Regions from separate parts of the Homo sapiens genome. Here region 2 is linked to region 1. Evidence: chromatin loops called from intact Hi-C (ENCODE). Cell type or tissue: B cell. All regions are shown on one strand. Links, peaks and the distances in the headings refer to the core of each region. The heading gives the core; the rest is flanking DNA. Region 1 holds the start of FBXO46 (F-box protein 46). Region 2 holds the start of PPP1R13L (protein phosphatase 1 regulatory subunit 13 like).

Evidence for each region. A loop is a pair of places that touch in the nucleus more often than their neighbours do. Peaks named below come from ENCODE experiments on the same cell type or tissue, not always from the same donor. Only the 100,000 strongest peaks of a DNase experiment are listed, where the experiment ranks them.
Region 2: it touches region 1 in a loop (11-fold over the local background); 2 of 110 quality-filtered maps call a loop at or near these places.

What each region holds. Positions count from the first base shown.
Region 1 is chr19:45,726,571-45,735,735 of GRCh38, forward strand. FBXO46 (F-box protein 46) reads right to left here and starts at 4,326. Exons shown (of 2, transcript NM_001080469.2): 1 at 4,279-4,326. It overlaps MEIOSIN (meiosis initiator), which reads left to right and starts at 6,869. Exons shown (of 15, transcript NM_001310124.2): 1 at 6,869-7,096; 2 at 8,807-8,877. The coding sequence starts at 8,807. RefSeq lists a silencer at 3,181-3,475 and enhancers at 4,324-4,433, 4,524-4,653. In B cell, for the core only: a CTCF peak has its summit at 4,064; DNase peaks (open chromatin) are centred at 4,401 and 5,186; H3K4me3 peaks cover 1,581 bases; H3K27ac peaks cover 1,767 bases.
Region 2 is chr19:45,401,175-45,410,273 of GRCh38, forward strand. PPP1R13L (protein phosphatase 1 regulatory subunit 13 like) reads right to left here and starts at 3,895. Exons shown (of 13, transcript NM_006663.4): 1 at 3,825-3,895. It overlaps POLR1G (RNA polymerase I subunit G), which reads left to right and starts at 5,470. Exons shown (of 3, transcript NM_012099.3): 1 at 5,470-5,544; 2 at 5,920-6,061; 3 at 6,959-9,099. The coding sequence starts at 5,523. The coding sequence ends at 8,327. It overlaps ERCC1 (ERCC excision repair 1, endonuclease non-catalytic subunit), which reads right to left. Exons shown (of 10, transcript NM_001983.4): 10 at 6,160-8,551. The coding sequence ends at 8,501. RefSeq lists silencers at 1,242-1,491, 1,532-1,621 and enhancers at 3,781-4,576, 4,547-4,746. In B cell, for the core only: CTCF peaks have their summits at 1,303 (motif pointing right), 1,526 and 3,126 (motif pointing right); DNase peaks (open chromatin) are centred at 3,167, 4,367, 4,607, 5,297 and 1 weaker place; H3K4me3 peaks cover 3,440 bases; H3K27ac peaks cover 1,557 bases; H3K27me3 peaks cover 2,977 bases.

The DNA of each region.
Region 1 (9,165 bases), core at 282-8,281:
CCAAGAGGCGGACGTTGCAGTGAGCCAAGATCATGCCACTGCACTCCAGCCTGGGCAACAAAACGAGACTGTCTAAAAAAAAAAAAATTGTTTGTAGAGATGAATTTTCCCTGTGTTGCCCAAGCTGATTTCAAACTCCTGAGTTCCACTGATCCTGCCACCCTGTTAATCCCAGCCTCCCACCTTGGCCTCCCAAAGTGCCAAGATTATAAGCATGAGCCACCTTGCCCAGCCTCAGTACCTTTTCTTGAAAGAATAAAAATCATAGAAAGACCTCACACTTATTGAGAGCATAATACACCCCAGGCATTTTATATATGCCACCTCATCAGTTACCACGTCAACTCCTTACGAGAAGCTCAGAGTTTAAATGTGGTCCCATTTTTACATGAGAATACTGAGGCTGGCTGGGCACTGGGGCTCATGCCTGTAACCCCAGCACTTTGGGAGGCCTAGGCGGGTGGATCACTTGAGGTCAGGAGTTCAAGATCAGCCTGGGCAACGTGGTGAAACGCTGACTCTACAAAAATTAGGCAGGTGTGGTGACACACGCTTGTAGTCCCAGCTACTCAGGAGGCTGAGGTGGGAGGATCCCTTGATCCTGGGAGGTGGAAGTTGCAGTGAGCCAAGATGATGCCCCTGCATGCCAGCCAGGGCAACAAAGTGAGACCCTGGTTCAAAACAAAAAAAAAGAAAAAAAAAAAGAGGTCGGAGCAGTGGCTCACGCCTGTAATCCCAACACTTAGGGAAGTCAAGGAGGGTGCATCACCTGAGGTCAGGAGTTCGAGACCAGCCTGGCCAAGATGGTGAAACCTCATCTCTACTAAAAATACAAAAATTAGCTGGGCGTGGTGACACAAGCCTGTAATCTCAGCTACGCAGGAGGCTGAGGCAGAAGACATCATTTGAACCCGGGAGGCGGAGATTGCAGTGAGCCAAGATCACACCACTGGCCTCCAGCCTGGACAACAGTGAGACTCTGTCTCAAAAAAAAAAAAAAAGGGAAAAGAAAACTGAGGCCCAGAGTGGGAATGCAGCTTGGCCAAGGTCACACAGCAACAGAAGCAGGGTTTTGACCCTGCGCCTCTCTGAAGCCAGTGTTTTCAACCATAAGCTTACTATCACAGCCAATGAATTAAGCCCAGAAAGCTCACAATAAACCAAACTGTTTCAAGGTGAATTTACAAAGTTGTCAAACTGCCCAATGAGGCCTTAATGACCCAAAAGTTAAACGAACAAAAGCAAACTAACAACAACAACAACAAGAAAAACCTAGTTAGAAATATTTTCTCTTCACTGAAACACCTGGAGTAAGGCCAGACTGGGTATTTGGCGGGGACAGGAATGGGAATGGGGACACACTGAGTTTCCTTGTTCTTTTTTTTTGAGACAGTCTCACTCTGTCGCCCAGGCTGGAGTGCAGTGGCACAATCTTGGCTCACTGCAACCTCCACCTCCTGGGTTCAAGAGATTCTCCTGCCTCAGGCTCCTGAGTAGCTGGGACTACAGGCGCCCGCCACCACGCCCAGCTAATAGAGATGGGGTTTTGCCATGTTGGCCAGGCTGGTCTTGATCAAACTCTTGGCCTCGGGCAATCTGCCCGCAATGGCCTCCCAAAGTGTTGGGATTACAGGCATGAGCCACCATGCCCAGCCCACAGATTGAGTTTGTAAGCACACTCTCCAGAAGTCGTAATTGGATTTAGGAGCCCAGAGGTGGAGGGCAGGGACATGGTGACAACATGAGAGAGAAAGGAGACAGCCTGACATCTTCCCTCTTGGTTCCTCTCTACTGCCTTCTCTTTCCCACTGACATTCAAAAACAACAACTCACACGTACTGAGCCCTTCCATAAGTATTGGAGTAAGGGCTCATAAAGTAAGTTCCACTATACTGCATTATCTTCCCGAAACTTCTCACCTTCCTAGGGTTACTGATCCCATTTTATAGGTGAGAAGAACCCAAAAGAAGAACCCTTGCCCAGGGCCAGGCGTGGTGGCTCACGCCTGCAATCCCAACACTTTTGGAGGTTGAAGCAGGAAGACCCCTTAAGCCTAGGAATTTGAGACCAGCCTGGGCAACAAAGTAAGACCCGCGTCTCTACAAAAATAAAAATAAAAAATTAGCCGTGTGTAATAAAAAATTAGTCCCAGCTACTTGGGAGGCTGAGGTGGGAGGATCGCCTGAGCCCAGGAGGTTGAGGCTGCAGTGAGTCATGATTGCGCCACTGCATTCCAGCCTGTCTGGGCAACAGAGCGAGACCCTGTCTTTAAAAAAATAAAAAGGCTGCGCGCAGTGGCTCACGCCTGTCATCCCAGCACTTTGGGACGCTGGGGCGGGCAGATCACCTGAGGTCGGGAGTTCAAGACCTGTCTCTACTAAAAATACAAAATTAACCAGACGTGGTGGCGCATGCCTGCAATCTCAGCTACTCGGGAGGCTGAGGCGGAGAATTGCTTGAACCCGGGAGGCGGAGGTTGCGGTGAGCCAAGATTGCACTCCGCCTGGGCAACAAGAGCGAAACTCCGCCTCAAAAACAAAACAAAACTAAACAAAAAACCATAAAAATAAATATAGGGCCAGGCGCAATGGCTCACGCCTGTTAATCCCAGCACTTTGGGAGGCCGAGGCGGGTGGATCACCTGAGGCCAGGAGTTCAAGACCAGCCTGACCAACATGCAGAAACCCTGTCTCTACTAAAACTACAAAAATTAGCCAGGGCGTGGTGGCACATGCTTGTAATCCCAACTACTCAGGAGGCTGAGGCAGGAGAATCGCTTGAACCCGGGAGGCAGAGGCTACAGTTAGCCATACCACTGCACTCCAGCCTGGGTGACAGAGGGAGACTGTCTCTAAATAAATAAATAAAAATAAATAAAAGACTTGCCTAAGGTCATATAGCAAGTAAATGGCAGAACTAATATTCTAGACTGCTTTGTTCGCTGTCTCTACTCATCACATTGTATATTTCAGTATGGAGAGAGGACTAAATTATAGTGCTGAAAGCACAGATTCTGAGCCAGGCTGCCAAGATCGGAATCCTGAGTCTAGCAATTAATGCTGGATAGCCTTGGGAAAGTTGCTTAATTTCTCTGTACTTCTGCTTCCTTTCTGTAAAATGGAGAAAATAACAGCACCTACCCCTCAGGGGTGTTATCAGAATTAAATGAGTTAATGTGTACAAACAGCTAAGGACAGGGCCAGGCATTTTGTAAAACAATAAGCGTTAGCTGTAATCCACAGTGGGGAGCCCCTACATGCTTCTGAGCTGGGGTGTGTGCCCAGATCAGTGCCAGCTTTTGAGAAAACGCCTCTGGGACTGGACTGGAAAGGAGGAAATCCATTAGCACCTGTAACCCAGTCACATTCCGGGGGCGGAGAACTTCCCACCAACAGCTCTGAGACTGAAACTTCACAGCCCAGCTCTCCCACTAATAGTAACGATTTTAATGACTCCCTTTAACCCTGTTCTCAGAGGCATGCTTGCTGTTCCCATACTACAGATAAGGGCACTGAGGCTCACAGATTTGTCCATGGCACAAAGGGGTGGAAGAATAGGGGATATGAATGCTGTACTTCTCATAGGGATAAACCATTACACTCTTCTAAATTCCACCGGGGAAGTGAGGGTGCGAAAGCCTGTCTCGATGGCCCTTTCTGGCCGTATTATCCTACAGTTCTGTGCCTGTCCAGCTTACCGGGAGTCTCTGGCGGGACTAGGGAAATTATCACTACATCCAGGCCCCTAATTTCACGCTCCTTACCCCACCCTCAGTCCTGGAGCCTAAACCCACACTCTATCCTACCACTGATTTCTCCCTCCTACCTCCTCAACTTGCCTTCCTGCCCCCAATCCGATCCAGAGGCCCCAACCCATTGCGTCCACCGTTCGCCTGTCCCTTGGAGCTTCCAGACCCCCTCACTCATCCTAACCCTGATCCTCATACCCTCGCCGCAGGTTAAGCCCCCATCGAAATCGACCCCTTCAGGGCCTCTACCTGGATGTCCAGCCCAGTCTCCAACTCGGGGCCCACTTCCCCAGCTCTGAGCCCCTTTACAATCAATTCCAAAGCTCCACTCCCACCCCACCTCCAAGACCCCTCCCCAAGCCACCATTCTTCTACTACTACCTCCGGCTCCCATTCCTCCCAGTCCTCTCCCCCAGGCAATCTCCCCTCACCCAGCCCCTTCTTTCGCCCCTGCCTCTTCCCCCTCGTCACCCGGTCCCGAACCCCCGTCCCGACTCTCCAGCGCCCCCGGCCCGCGCCTGGGCTCTCACCATCGCCGCGCGCTGCATCTCCCTCGGCTACGCGGGTTTCCCCCACTCGCTCCTCTCCAGCCTCCCCTTCCGGGTTCTCGTCCCGAAGCCCGCTGGGAATTGAAGTCCGGGCAGCCACGGACTACATCCCCCAGAAGGCAGCACGGTCAAGCTTGGAGGTGGGGTAGGAAGCAAATTAGGCGGGCGGAGGAAAAGAACGACTCGAACTCCCGGGAGACAAAGCCGGGGAGGACTTGGCAGCGCAAGCGCAGGGTGCTTCCCCGCTGGGCGCGCTGGGAGATGGAGTCTAGCCAGGAGGGCTCCATTTTTGCCCGAGGCCCTTGGGAAGGGAATTGAGAATATTGCAATAGGGTGTTGGTGAGGGGTGGAGAGTTGGGGAAGAGCAAATTTATTGATTCATTTGTGCCGATCAACACAATAGCTAACAGCTCCTTGTGCTTTTCCAAACTCCTTCCCATCCATCCCCTTCTTTTTTTTTTTTTTTTTGAGACGGAGTCTTGCTCTGTCACCCAGGCTGGAGTGCAGTGGCGCAATTTCGGCTCACTGCAACCTCCGCCTCCTGGGTTCAAGCGATTCTCCTGCCTGAGCCTCCTGAGTAGCTGGGATTACAGGAGCCCGCCACCACGCCCGGCTAGTTTTTGTATTTTTAGTAAAAACGGAGTTTCACCATGTTGGTCAGGCTGGTCTTGAACTCCTGACCTCATGATCCACCCGCCTCGGCCTCCCAAAGTGCTGGGATTACAGGCGTGAGCCACCGCGCCCGGCCCGTCCCCTCCTTTCTTACCTCCTGATTTACAAATGAGAAAATTAAGCCTTAGGAGGAAGGAAAGTCCCATACATTAGGAGTTAGTCCACATCATAGAATAGCAGCTCCACATCGCTCGAGCCCAGGAGTTCGAGGCAGTGAGCTAGTGTTACACCACCGCCCTCCATGCAGTTCAGCCTGGGCGACAGAATGAGACCCTGCTGCCTCTTAAAATAAAAGAAGGCCGGGCGCGGTGGCTCACGCCTGTAGTCACAGCACTTTGGGAGGCCGAGGCGGGCTGATCACAAGGTCAGGAGATCAAGACCATCCTGGCTAACACACTGAAACCCCATCTCTACTAAAAATACAAAAAATTAGCCGGGCTGGGTGGCGGGTGCCTGTAGTCCCAGCTACTCGGGAGGCTAAGGCAAGAGAATGGCGTGAACCCAGGAGGCGGAGCTTGCAGTGAGCCGAGATCGCGCCACTGCACTCCAGCCTGGGGGACAGAGCGAGATTCCGTCTCAAAAAAAAAAAAAAGAAGAAGAAGAAGAAGAAGCTCCAGGAGGGCAGAGATCTTTGTGTACCTTGTTCAAGCACCTAGAACAGCGTAAACATGTGTTCAGTAAATATTTATTGCATCGGAACTATATGCCAGACACCCTACAGACAACCCTGGTAGGAATTACAATCCCAAATTTATAAGGCAGAAAGAGATTAAGCCTCTTGTCGCTGGCAACACAGCCAAGAAAACGATTTGAACTGAAATGTATTGGATTTCAGGGTTTCTACTCTTGACTAGGTCGTTAGATCATCTCCCCTTAAGACGTATTTTCCAGGCTGGGTGCGGTGGCTCATGCTTATAATCTCAGCCGGGAGACTGGCTTTAGTCCAGGAGTTTAAGACCAAACTAGGCAGCAAAGTGAGACCCTCGTCTCTACCAAAAAAAAAAAAAAAAAAAGCCCAAATCTTTTATTCTTTTTCTTTCTTTTTTTTCCTTTTTTTTTTTTTTTTTTTTTTTGAGACAGAGTCTTGCTCTGTCGCCCAGGCTGGAGTGCAGTGGCGATACCAGCTCATTCAACCTCCACCTCCCAGGTTCAAATGATTCTCCTGCCTCAGCCTCTGGAGTAGTTGGGACTACAGGCGCGCCCCACCATGCCCGGCTAATTTTTGTATTTTTAGCCGAGACGGGGTTTCACCATTGTTGGCCAGGCTGGTCTGGAACTCCTGACCTCAAGTGATCCGCCCGCCTCGTCCTCCCAAGAAGGCCCAATTCAAATGGCCCTCCTCTTTGAATCCTTTCCCAACGTATTGTTCTCTGCATTAACCGAGTTCCCGTCTCACCGGATTCTCATGGTCTCGGAGGTTCTCACGGTCTTCTCGATTGTACTGGGAAGACAGTGGCTAAGTTCCCACCATCTAGCCTGGTGCTTGGCACACAGGAGGCCCTCATGAATCACGAACTGAAGGGAAAAGGTGGAAATGGGACATCATAGGGCCAGAAGGGACACAGGCGAGCTCGCTCTCTCTCTCTTCCTGAGAGTTGGCAGTTGAGGAAACCCAGCCTACTTGGGATGCAACGGCCCTGGACCACGCGGGTCGTGCAGGGGCGTGACCGCTTAAAAAGGCGGGTGGCTGAGCGGGCGCTGATTGGTCACCTAGCGGCTCACGCCGACCAAGGCCTTGTCAGAAGGCTCGAGGCCGAGCTCACGCTGTGCAAGACGACAGGGCCCTTCCCGAGGCGCGCGTGCGCACGGCCACTTGCACCCTGCCCTTTCAACCCCGTCGTCTCGTGCCCAGCACATCTTGGCTGGAACTGGTAGGGGCGTGGCCTGGCCTCAGGAACGCACTCTTGCTCTGCTCCTCACGCCTCGCGCAGGATCCTCGCGCCGGGAGGATTCGCACCCAACCCCAAGCCCGGTTGGGAACGTGGTGTCCGAGACCGTCTGGGATCCCCGCGCGCACGGCCGGCTTCCCGGGACCCGCGCGAGACGCTGTCTGATCGGGCTCCCTAGAGTGGGGCCCGGAGAAACCAGAACGGCGGGGGCAGCCTCACGCCATTTTGCACGCCCTGAGGCGGGTGCTGGAGGCCAAGGGGAATGGGGCGCGGGGCAGGGGGCCTCCCCCAGCACTAGCTGGGCTTAGGGGAACCCGGGATCCCCACAGGAGCTTCCCTCGGTGGGGGGCTCAGGGGAATAGAACATGCTCTGGGTGCAGGGCCACGGGCGACGGAGTTTGGGTTTGAAGCCGGGGGTCCAGGTTCGAGTTTGAGGAACGGAAGACTCTGTTTGTGTTGGGAATCCGGGCTCTCGAGTTCTGATCTGGGATCTCGGGATTTGTGTCTAGGGGTGACTAGTTCTGGAATCTGAAGAGCTTGAGTTTTGTGACTGGAAGCTTTCTCCTTGGAATCCAGAGATCCCAATTTGGGGATCTGGAAGTCTTAGTTCTGAGTTATGATGTAACATTTTGAGAGTCTGGAGCCTGATTTGGGGCAACTGAAGCCTCAGTATAGATTTAGGGCCTAAATCCCAATGTAGAGTATGAAGCTTTAGGATCTGGAGTCGCAGTTTGAGTCTTTAGAAGCACGTTTTAGGGCCTGGAGTGCCCACATTGAGTATGGGAGCTCCAGTTTTAGGGTCTGGGGTTTCAGAGTAGGACCCACATTCGAGATCTCAGTTTTAGGGTTGGGGCCACAATTTGAGGGACAGTTTGGACGTCTAAGAGGTCAATCTGGAGAAGTGAGATTTGTTTCATAGGGGCCTGGATTTCTTATCTTAGGATATAGGTTCATAGTGTTACAGCTTGCAGTCTGTAATCTTAGTATTAGGATCATATTTGAAGATCAGAAGTTGACAGTTTGAGGGTCTGGGGTATCTCAGTATTAGAATTTAGGGTTTGTAGGTTTGGGAGGGCTCCTTTTTTTTTGTTTTTGAGACAAGGTCTCACTTTGTCATCCAGGCTGGAGTGCAGTAGTGCGATTTTAGCTCACTGCAGCCTTGACCTCCTGGGCTCAAACCATCCCCCCACCTCAGGCTCCCAAGTAGCTGGGACTACAAGCATGTGCCACTATGCCCAGGTAATTTTTTTTTTTTTTTTGTAGAGGTGGAGTTTTGTCATATTGCCAGGCTGGTCTCAAACTCCTGAGATCAAGCAATCCTCCTGCCTTGGCCTCCCAAAGTGCTAGGATTACAGGCGTGAGCCACTGTACCTGGCTTTGGGAGGGCTCCAAAGTGAGGATTTAGGTCCTCATTTTGGGACTCTAAAGTATTAGTTTTAGTGCCTTTTTAGAGGTTTAGGGGTTTGTTTTTGTTTTTGTTTTTTGAGACACAGTCTCACTCTGTTGTCCAGGCTGGAGTGCAGTGGCTTAATCCTGGCTCAGTGCAACCTCCGCCTCCCAGGTTCAAGTGATTCTCCTGCCTCAGCCTCCCAAGTAGCTGGGATTACAGTCGTGCACCACCACGCCCGGCTAATTTTTGTATTTTTAGTAGAGATGGGGTTTCACCATGTTGGCCAGGCTGGTCTCAAACTCCTGACCTCGAGTGATTTGCCTGCCTCGGCCTCCCAGAATGCTGGGATTACAGGTGTGAGCTACCACTTCTGGCCAAGGTTTAGCTGTTTAATTTGGGTCTTTGGGCCCATAATTTGTTGGGGCTAGGGACTCTTATTTTGGGATCTCTGGGTGCTCAAAGGAGCATCATAGGGAAGATGAAGGGTGCCCATCAGGGTTCCTGCCCATCCTTCCTGCAATCCCAGAGGTCACTAATCATTCTTTTTCCCTCTTTGCAGATGTTTGGTTCCAGCAGATACTTGGGTTCCTCTGAACAGCCCAGAGCTAATTCACTGGGTCCCAGTGACAGGTAAGGGCTTGCCCCATCTCCCTTATAGCCCCAGCCACTCTCATTGAATAATAATAACAAAAACATTTGCTGAGCATTTACCGTTTGCTAGACTCTTTGCCAAACATTTTGTTTGTATGATAACTGTTAATCCATACAACAATCTCATGAGGAAGTTGTGTACAAAGATGCCTACCATTTTCCAGATGAGAGTACTCTGAGGTGATCGGCAAAGATCATTGCTTATTTATTTATTTATTTATTTTTGAGACAGGGTTTCACTCCTGTTGCCCAGGCTGGAGTGCAGTG
Region 2 (9,099 bases), core at 1,100-9,099, 320 kb before region 1:
AACCCTGTCTCTACTAAAAAATACAAAAAAATTAGCTGGGCGTGGTGGCGGGCGCCTGTAGTCCCAGCTACTCGGGAGGCTGAGGCAGGAGAATGGTGTGAACCAGGGAGGCGGAGCTTTCAGTGAGCCGAGATCGCGCCACTGCACTCCAGCCTCGGAGACAGAGCGAGACTCCGTCCCAAAAAAAAAAAAAAAAAAAATTTGTAGAGACAGGGGTCTCACTTTGTTGCTCAGGCTGGTTTTGAACTCCTGGGCTCAAGCAATCCTCCCGCCTCAGCCTCCCAAAGTGCTGAGATTACAGGCATGAGCCACCACACCTGGCCAAATCAGCTATTCTGAAAGGCCCCTTTAATCTCTATGAGCCCCAGACTTTCAAACTGTAAGGACCTTAGGACTGTAACTAAAGTTCTACAGAGCCTAAACCCCTCAGCTAAAGAGCCTATTGTTGGAAAGTTCTGAGTCCAAGATTCTATCTTTGGAACATTCTAGAATTCTCCAATTTGTCTAACCCAGAATTCTGAGTCTTTCTGTACCACATTCTACCTAACCCAGGGTTGCACTGCTCTGGAAGTCTAGATGGATGGTATAGTGCAGCTGGTAAAAGCATGAGTAAGAAGTCAGACTTCAAAAATTCAAATCTGAGGGCCGGGCATGGTAGCTTCTGCCTGTAATCCTTGCACTTTGGGAGGCCGAGGGGGGAGGATCACTTGAGGCCAGGAGTTCAAGACCAACATGGCCAACACAATGAGACCCCATTTCTTAAAAAAAATTAAAATAAAATCATCAAATCTGGCAGCACCACCGTCCAACCCTGACCACAGTACCTCAGTCTCGTAATCCGTAAAATGGGGATGAAAGTTCACCTCATAGGACTACTGTAAGAATCCACCTGGTCAGAAGGTGCAGGAAGAATTCAGAGCTCTGAGAATTGAGGCCTCAGGAAGAAGAGACTACAGGAATAAAAACTCGGGCATTTAGAATTTCAGAGATACACAAACAATACTTTGTTAACTGTTAAAATAGATAAATGAGCAAGTCTGTGCAGCCCTAATGCCAGCTGTAAGTGACTCTTTTTTTTTCTTTTGGTAGAGATTTAGTCTCTCTCGCGCCTGTGGTTAGGCTGGTCTCGAACTCCTAGCCTCATGGGATCCTCCCCGGCTCGATCTCCCAAAGTATTGGGATTACAGGCGTGAGCCACGGCGCCATGATCCCCAAATTTCCAAGATTCTCAGATTCCATACTGACATTCTCTGGCTCTCAGGAAATGCCAACCCTGGGTGTGGGGCTGTCGCGGGGACAGGCGGTGGGGACGTCGGAGCCACCAGGGGGCGGTCACGCCCGGACCCCCGCCAGGAGGGCGGACTGCGCCTGAGCTCAGGCCCGGGGAATGCGCAGCGGGCCCGGGCAGGTGCTGTACATCCCGGGGCAAGGGAGCTGGGCCGGGCGGGGTACAAGGGCGGGGCGCGGGGGTGGCGCGGGCCGTGTGTCTGTTCCCAGGCCTCTGCCCCTGACCTCTGCCTCCGAGTCCTCTCCCATGTGCTCCCCTCTAGCTCTAGCTCCGAGCTCTCCCGCGGGCTCTGGGCCAGCCGCAGGTACTCTCCCCTGGGCTCCTCTCTCCGCTCCACCCCTGGCTCTCCTTCCCTGGCCTCCTCTGCACCCCAGCCAGGTTCTTTAGGGCTAAGGATCCTGTGGACTTCCTGGAGGAGTCATCTTCAGTAGGAACCGGGTCAGAGAGCCAGACTGAGCTGGGAACACCCAGGCTGGACTCCTACAGCCCTGTCGGGTCACACTGAATCTGGAGAGGCTCCACTGTCTCTGGGACTCGGTTTCCTCCTTTGTGGACGTCTATGGAATGGGCTAGGGCCTTTCTTGCTCTAAGCCTCTACTTGGGCTTGTTATTTAGCTTCTCTGTGCCTGTTTCCTCATGTGGACCATGGGAAGAATTAATACCTTCGCCTCAAAGGGGTATGAGGATTGAGTGACATAATTTATAAGCCGTGATTAGAACAATGCAGTGCGCGAAATAAAGTTCACACATACAGGATTCATAATTACCAGATGTCCTTGGCTGTTCATTATAATAACACAGGGTCTGGCAACAGAGTGAGGGGTCCAGACTCAATGTAATTTTTTTTTCCCCTAAAAGGGCCCTTTCAACTCTTTCTGAGATCATACAAGCCCTGAGTTTTGACACCCAGGGTCTCAACTTCCTGAGCCCTTGCCTCTCAGAGTCCTAAATTTCCCCTGTACATTCCTGAGTCTGGCCAGTGATCACCCTCAGTCACTTAGGGACGGGAGGGCTGGGAGAGCCCTGGAAGATTCCAGACAGAAGCTGGCAAAAGCCCAGGGTGTGGGCAATATCCACTCTCCAGCCTCCGTTTCTCCACTCGTAATGAGGAGTCCTTCCCTGGGGTCAGCAAACCTTATTCAAAGGGAGACCTCTCAGTCACCCAAGATTCCTCTAGACAATGCGAGCTTTCCTACCTACCTACCTACCAGCTCTGAGCTTGGTACACCCAGAGCCCTGTTTTGGCAACCACGGTTATTATTTTTAATTTCATTTCAGGTTATCATCAAATGCCCTTCAAGCCCAGACATTGGGAAACACTCCTCTCTCATCAGATGCTCGCCTCCCCCATTCTGTTTTTAATCCCCCTTCTTAGGACGCATGGGGGTGGAGAGAACGGGGAGATAGACAGAGGGAGGTGCCTGGTCCTGCCCTCCCCCCGCCTCAAGGACAGACAGACACCTCCAGAATTAGCCTCTGTCCCTCCCTTATCTCCCACAATACCCCAGGTCAGACAGATGGGCGTGGAGGTGACATTTCTCACCTCAGGGTCAGGGCAAGGAGCCCTGAGGCAGAAGGTTAGTCAGAAAATCTGGCGGGGGCGGATGGAATCCCGTCCCCCAGAGAGCTGCAGAAGAAGGAGGAGGCAGAATCCTGACCCTACAAACTCTACTGCCTGTGTGAGCTCCAAGCCTCAGTTTACCCCTTCCTCTCCGTGTAATGGTTAAATGCCCGGCTATGCAAACCTCCCAGAATCCAATAGCCGCTTTCCGGAATTCTGCCCTGGGTTCTAGAACTACCTCTGCAAACCCAGCTGTTTCCCACCCCATAAGGCAATAGGGGAGCCCACCTCCGCCAGGGGGTGCCCTAGGGCGGATGTCCCTTCTCTGGTTAGGCAGGTCTGACGCCCAGGTTAATGACATGTTGGGTTCGCTCAGCGGCACAGAGGAGGTTGGAGATCTGCCTCGGTGTTTTCTCTCCTACCCCGCCCCCATCCCCGAGCCGAAAAGTCGGGGGAGAGCCGGGACACAGCCTCCGGAGGGACCCCGGGTACCTGTCCTGCTCCACTTCAGGAACCCAGGCTCCACTATCCCTGCCCCACCCTTAATTCTGCTCAGAGACCTAGAAGATCGGTCGAGACAGCAGCTTGAGGCTGGCAGGGTGGTCACCCATTCCACCTTGAGCCCCACCAGTCTGAGCCTCTCATTTCTGACCAAGACTCGGGGATTCGAACCCCTATACTACCCAAAGACTCGGCTTCCTAGAGCCCCCCAGTTCGAGGGACTCAGGAATTCCAGCTCCAACGTCTCCCCGGGATGAAGGGGTAGAATCCCTCCATTCCAAGAATTCAGGCATCCGAACCCGCTTTCCTTCCCTCCAGTAAAACAGGCAACGGAGTTTCCTTCTAAGGATCCAGGTGTCGGCGCGCCCCAAATTCCGCCCTGGGACCTGGCGTCCGAGTCCCCTCCCAATCCTCCCAGGGACGCGGGTGTTGGGCTTTTTCAGGGCCTCTGGTCCCCAGGAGGGTGAAACTCACGGATCCGGGCAGATCCTGGCACCTGGGGGCTTCCTCCAGCTCGGGCTCCGGCTTGGGGAGCGGAGAACGGGGCGGGGCAGGAGCTGGGAACAGGTTAGACGACGTGACTTGGGCTGGAGGGAGGCGGGTCCCGGTGGGGAGGGGGAGCCAAGGTCGCCTCGAGCACCTTGGGACTTGTAGTCCCGGAGGGACAGGACGTAGCCCAAGACGATCCCATTTGGATTCACCCAGAGTCCATTTCACAGACAGGAAGGGCGAGGCCCAGAAGCCGAGAGCGACCAGGCCAGGGAGATACAGAAGAGCCGAGACGCCTGCCTCGCTGTGGCTGGAGACTGACTCCTGAGCCCTTGCCCCACCCCTTCAGGCGCACTATCCCCTTTCCTGATCAGTATCCCCCAGGGTCTCTGAGCCCGAATCTCCCCGTCGATAAAAAGCGCGGGTTGGATCTTCAAAGGATGTCCCAGCAAGAGTTCAAAATCTTAGTTTGGACTACAACCCCCAGCAGCCTCCGCGACCGCCCTCGGGCGACTCTTTGCCTCGGGTCCTGTGGGAATTGTAGTCCTGGAGCCCGCAGGGGCTGCACCCCGGTGTCTCTCTCGCCCACGCGAAGGAAACCGTCTGGAGATCCTGGATAGGGGAAACATTTCCCCTTCCCCTTGACCCTCCCTCCGCTCTGGAAAGCCTCTCCCACCTGGGGAGAAGGGGTGCCCCAATTCTGGAGTAGGATCCTAAATCTTGGCAGAGGGGGCGGGAAGTGGCGCTGACACACTGGCCAGGAATGCAGTCGGGTCACCCTGTCTAGCCACCGTCTCGCGGCTCCAACCGCCGCCCAACGCGGGGCGGCCCCAGTGGGAAGGGAAGTGGGTGCGTCCCCCAAATCTGTGTCCACGTGCCGCTGTTTACACGCTCCCTGGGGCAGGGAGGAGTCGCCGATCAGGTCCCTTCCTGAAAGTCATCGAGGTTTCCCACGCATGAGACTAAACCCCCGAGGGCATCTACAAGTCCCATTTGATCCACAAACGCTACACCGTGCCCAGCACCACTCCACGCGTGTGGGGCTCCTGGGTCCGAGGCTCCGCCCTCGAGAACCACAAGCTCCTCCCCCTATGTTTCCCGCTCCCCCGGAGTCCAGAAGCCCCGCCCCTGGCTGGAACTTCACGCCCTCCGGACGGATTGCCCCTATTTCTCCATTTTCCCGCTTCTCCCAGTCAAGTTCTGAACTTGTGAGGCATCTGGGCCTCCCCAGAAGACATTTAACACAGAAAGCACAGCCCTACTAACTAGTATTCTTACCTGTCTCTTCAAGAATTTCAGACCAATCGACCGTCCTGTCTCTTTAAGGCTTAGGAAGAGCAGTGTGGCTGCCCCTTTAAGGAGGCGTTGCAACAAACCATATTGGACAGACGATGGGGGCGACCCATCGGGACCCGACGGGCCTCTGACTCCAGCAATACAGCGAATCAGCGGCTTTCGGGAATACATTTTTCGGAAAAAGACTTCTTCCTCGGTTTTCTGCTCTGCACACGTTGAAATTTTCCCCAGTTTTTCCTGCAGATCGGGAGTCGAGCAATGCCTACCCCCGCGCTCCCGCACCAGTTGGGCGCTCCCGGATGATGCCCTACCCCTTTGGATCCACGTGGTCTGCAACCTGGTGCGAGCAGCCCGGGCTACAGGGTTGCCTGAGGTGTGGGTCCCAGGATGGAGGAGCCCCAGGCCGGCGGTGAGGGTGCGGGTTGACGGGGTGCGGAGGGTGCGTTGGTGGAAGGAGAAAGGGGCGTCCGAGAGGGTTCGGGCGGAAAAGGAGGCGTACCTGCAAGCAGGACTTGCGAAGAGCGTGCATTCCCAGTGGGCGAACGGGAATTCGAACGGAGAGAGGGTTATCTTGTGGGGGGCTACCCGTGGAGAGCAAGGCGCCCCCAGGGGTTGGATCGGTGAAATTGAGGTCGCCCCTGGGGAACAGGTGGGCAGAAAGGAGAAACCAGGTTGAGGGGACTGGAGTGCTCACGAGGTTAAGACCAATGGACCGATAGGCGCGCCCTGCAAGATTGGACCGGCAAGGAGGTGTCAGTCGACCCCATTTCCCCTTCTGCTGCAGATGCTGCTCGGTTCTCTTGTCCCCCCAACTTTACCGCGAAGCCCCCAGCCTCAGAGTCCCCTCGTTTCTCCTTGGAGGCGCTGACGGGTCCAGATACGGAGCTGTGGCTTATTCAGGCCCCTGCAGACTTTGCCCCAGAATGGTGAGTGGTCTTGTTGACGGAAAAGAGGGTCCCGGTCCAGACCCCAAGAGCGGGTTCTTGAATTTGTCACAGGAAAGAATTAGAGGTGAGTCACAGAGCACAGTGAAAGAAACAAGTTTATTGGAAACTACTCCTTTACAGAGTAGAGTGTCCTCAGAAAGCAGGGGGAGAAACCCACAGCCCTTTGTTAGTATTTCTACTTATAAGAAACTATAAGGAACTATAGTTAAACTTGGAGTGTGCAGATAAGCTCACTAAAGGTAGGGGCTATTGGTGTTATCCACGACCATTAATCCTGCAACCTAAGCTTGCTCATTTATGTTATATTTAAGTAATGGGGGCTGCATTCTTAGGACATTTGGACATTCTGCAGGCTTGGTGGAACATGTTCTGTATGGCCATAAATATTCTGTAATTATAATTGGTGGTCAGCCTGGGATGTGGTTATTTTCAGGCCATAAGCATGAACCTTGTAAGTGCCTAGCTACTCACTTTAAGATGGAGTCACTCTAGTCATGTTTTATTAAAAACCAGAGGCCAGCCAGGCGCAGTGGCTGGTGCCTGTAATCCCATCCTTTGGGAGGCCGAGGCGAGCAGATCACTTGAGGTCAGGAGTTCAAGACCAGCCTGGCCAACATAGTGAAATTGTCTCTACTAAAAATACAAAAATTGGCTGGGCGTGGTGGCAGGTGCCTGTAATCCCAGCTACTTGAGAGGCTGAGGCAGGAGAATCGCTTGAACCCAGGAGGTGGACATTGCAGTGAGCCGAGATCATGCCACTGCACTCCAGCCTAGGCAACAGAGCAAGACTCTCTCAAAAAAAAACAAAAAAAAAATCAAAAAACCTTCCCTCTCCTGTTCCACTTAAGCCTCTGCCCTCCCTGTTTCTCTCTGTAGCTTCAATGGGCGGCATGTGCCTCTCTCTGGCTCCCAGATCGTCAAGGGCAAATTGGCAGGCAAGCGGCACCGCTATCGAGTCCTCAGCAGCTGTCCCCAAGCTGGAGAAGCGACCCTGCTGGCCCCCTCAACGGAGGCAGGAGGTGGACTCACCTGTGCCTCAGCCCCCCAGGGCACCCTAAGGATCCTTGAGGGTCCCCAGCAATCCCTGTCAGGGAGCCCTCTGCAGCCCATCCCAGCAAGTCCCCCACCACAGATCCCTCCTGGCCTGAGGCCTCGGTTCTGTGCCTTTGGGGGCAACCCACCAGTCACAGGGCCTAGGTCAGCCTTGGCCCCCAACCTGCTCACCTCAGGGAAGAAGAAAAAGGAGATGCAGGTGACAGAGGCCCCAGTCACTCAGGAGGCAGTGAATGGGCACGGGGCCCTGGAGGTGGACATGGCTTTGGGGTCGCCAGAAATGGATGTGCGGAAGAAGAAGAAGAAAAAAAATCAGCAGCTGAAAGAACCAGAGGCAGCAGGGCCTGTGGGGACAGAGCCCACAGTGGAGACACTGGAGCCTCTGGGAGTGCTGTTCCCGTCCACCACCAAGAAGAGGAAGAAGCCCAAAGGGAAAGAAACCTTCGAGCCAGAAGACAAGACAGTGAAGCAGGAACAGATTAACACTGAGCCTCTAGAAGACACAGTCCTGTCCCCGACCAAAAAGAGAAAGAGGCAAAAGGGGACGGAAGGGATGGAGCCAGAGGAGGGGGTGACAGTTGAGTCTCAGCCACAGGTGAAGGTGGAGCCACTGGAGGAAGCCATCCCTCTGCCCCCTACGAAGAAGAGGAAAAAAGAAAAGGGACAGATGGCAATGATGGAGCCAGGGACGGAGGCGATGGAGCCAGTGGAGCCGGAGATGAAGCCTCTGGAGTCCCCAGGGGGGACCATGGCGCCTCAACAGCCAGAAGGAGCGAAGCCTCAGGCCCAGGCAGCTCTGGCAGCTCCCAAAAAGAAGACGAAGAAAGAAAAACAGCAAGATGCCACAGTGGAGCCAGAGACAGAGGTGGTGGGGCCTGAGCTGCCGGATGACCTTGAGCCTCAGGCAGCTCCCACATCCACCAAGAAGAAGAAGAAGAAGAAAGAGAGAGGTCACACAGTGACTGAGCCAATTCAGCCACTAGAGCCTGAACTGCCAGGGGAGGGACAGCCTGAAGCCAGGGCAACTCCGGGATCCACCAAGAAGAGGAAGAAGCAGAGTCAGGAAAGCCGGATGCCAGAGACAGTGCCCCAAGAGGAGATGCCAGGGCCGCCACTGAATTCAGAGTCTGGGGAGGAGGCTCCCACAGGCCGGGACAAGAAGCGGAAGCAGCAGCAGCAGCAGCCTGTGTAGTCTGCCCCCGGGAAACTGAGGAACTAAAGAAAGCTGAAGGTGCCCACCTGGGCCACCAGAAGGTGACACCCCCAGAATCCCTCCCCAGAGACTGCACCAGCGCAGCCAGCAGGAGCCTGGCCTGGGAGGACGATTTATTATTACACTGGGGGTTTCCTTGGCAGCTGGGGTCATCAGGGTACTTTCAAGAAGGGCTCGTGCAGGACATCAAACAGCCTCCGGGCCTGGATGGGAGGGAGAAAAAAATGAGGAACCAGTCATTAAAGGAGCTGTTTCCTGGGTAAATCTAGAGTGGGGTTTTGGTTCTTTATTTTCCCCTATACCCTCAAGCATTTATCCATTGAGTTACAAACAATCCAGTTACAATCTTTTTAAGTTATTATTATTATTATTATTTTTTTTTTTTTTGAGATGGAGTCTCGCTCTGTCGCCCAGGTTGGAGTGCAGTGGCGCAATCTCGGCTCACTGCAAGCTCCGCCTCCCGGGTTCACGCCATTCTCCTGCCTCAGCCTCCTGAGTAGCTGGGACTACAGGCCCCTGCCCAGCTAATTTTTTGTATTTTTTTTTAGTAGAGATGGGGTTTCACCACGTTAGCCAGGATGGTCTCGATCTCCTGACCTCCTGATGCGCCTGCCTCAGCCTCCCAGTGCTGGGATTATAGGTGTGAGCCACTGCGCCTGGCTAAGTTATTATTATTTTTTTGAGACAGTCTCCTGGTGTCACCCAGGCTGGAGTGCAGTGGTGTGATCTTGGCTCACTGCAACCTCCGCCT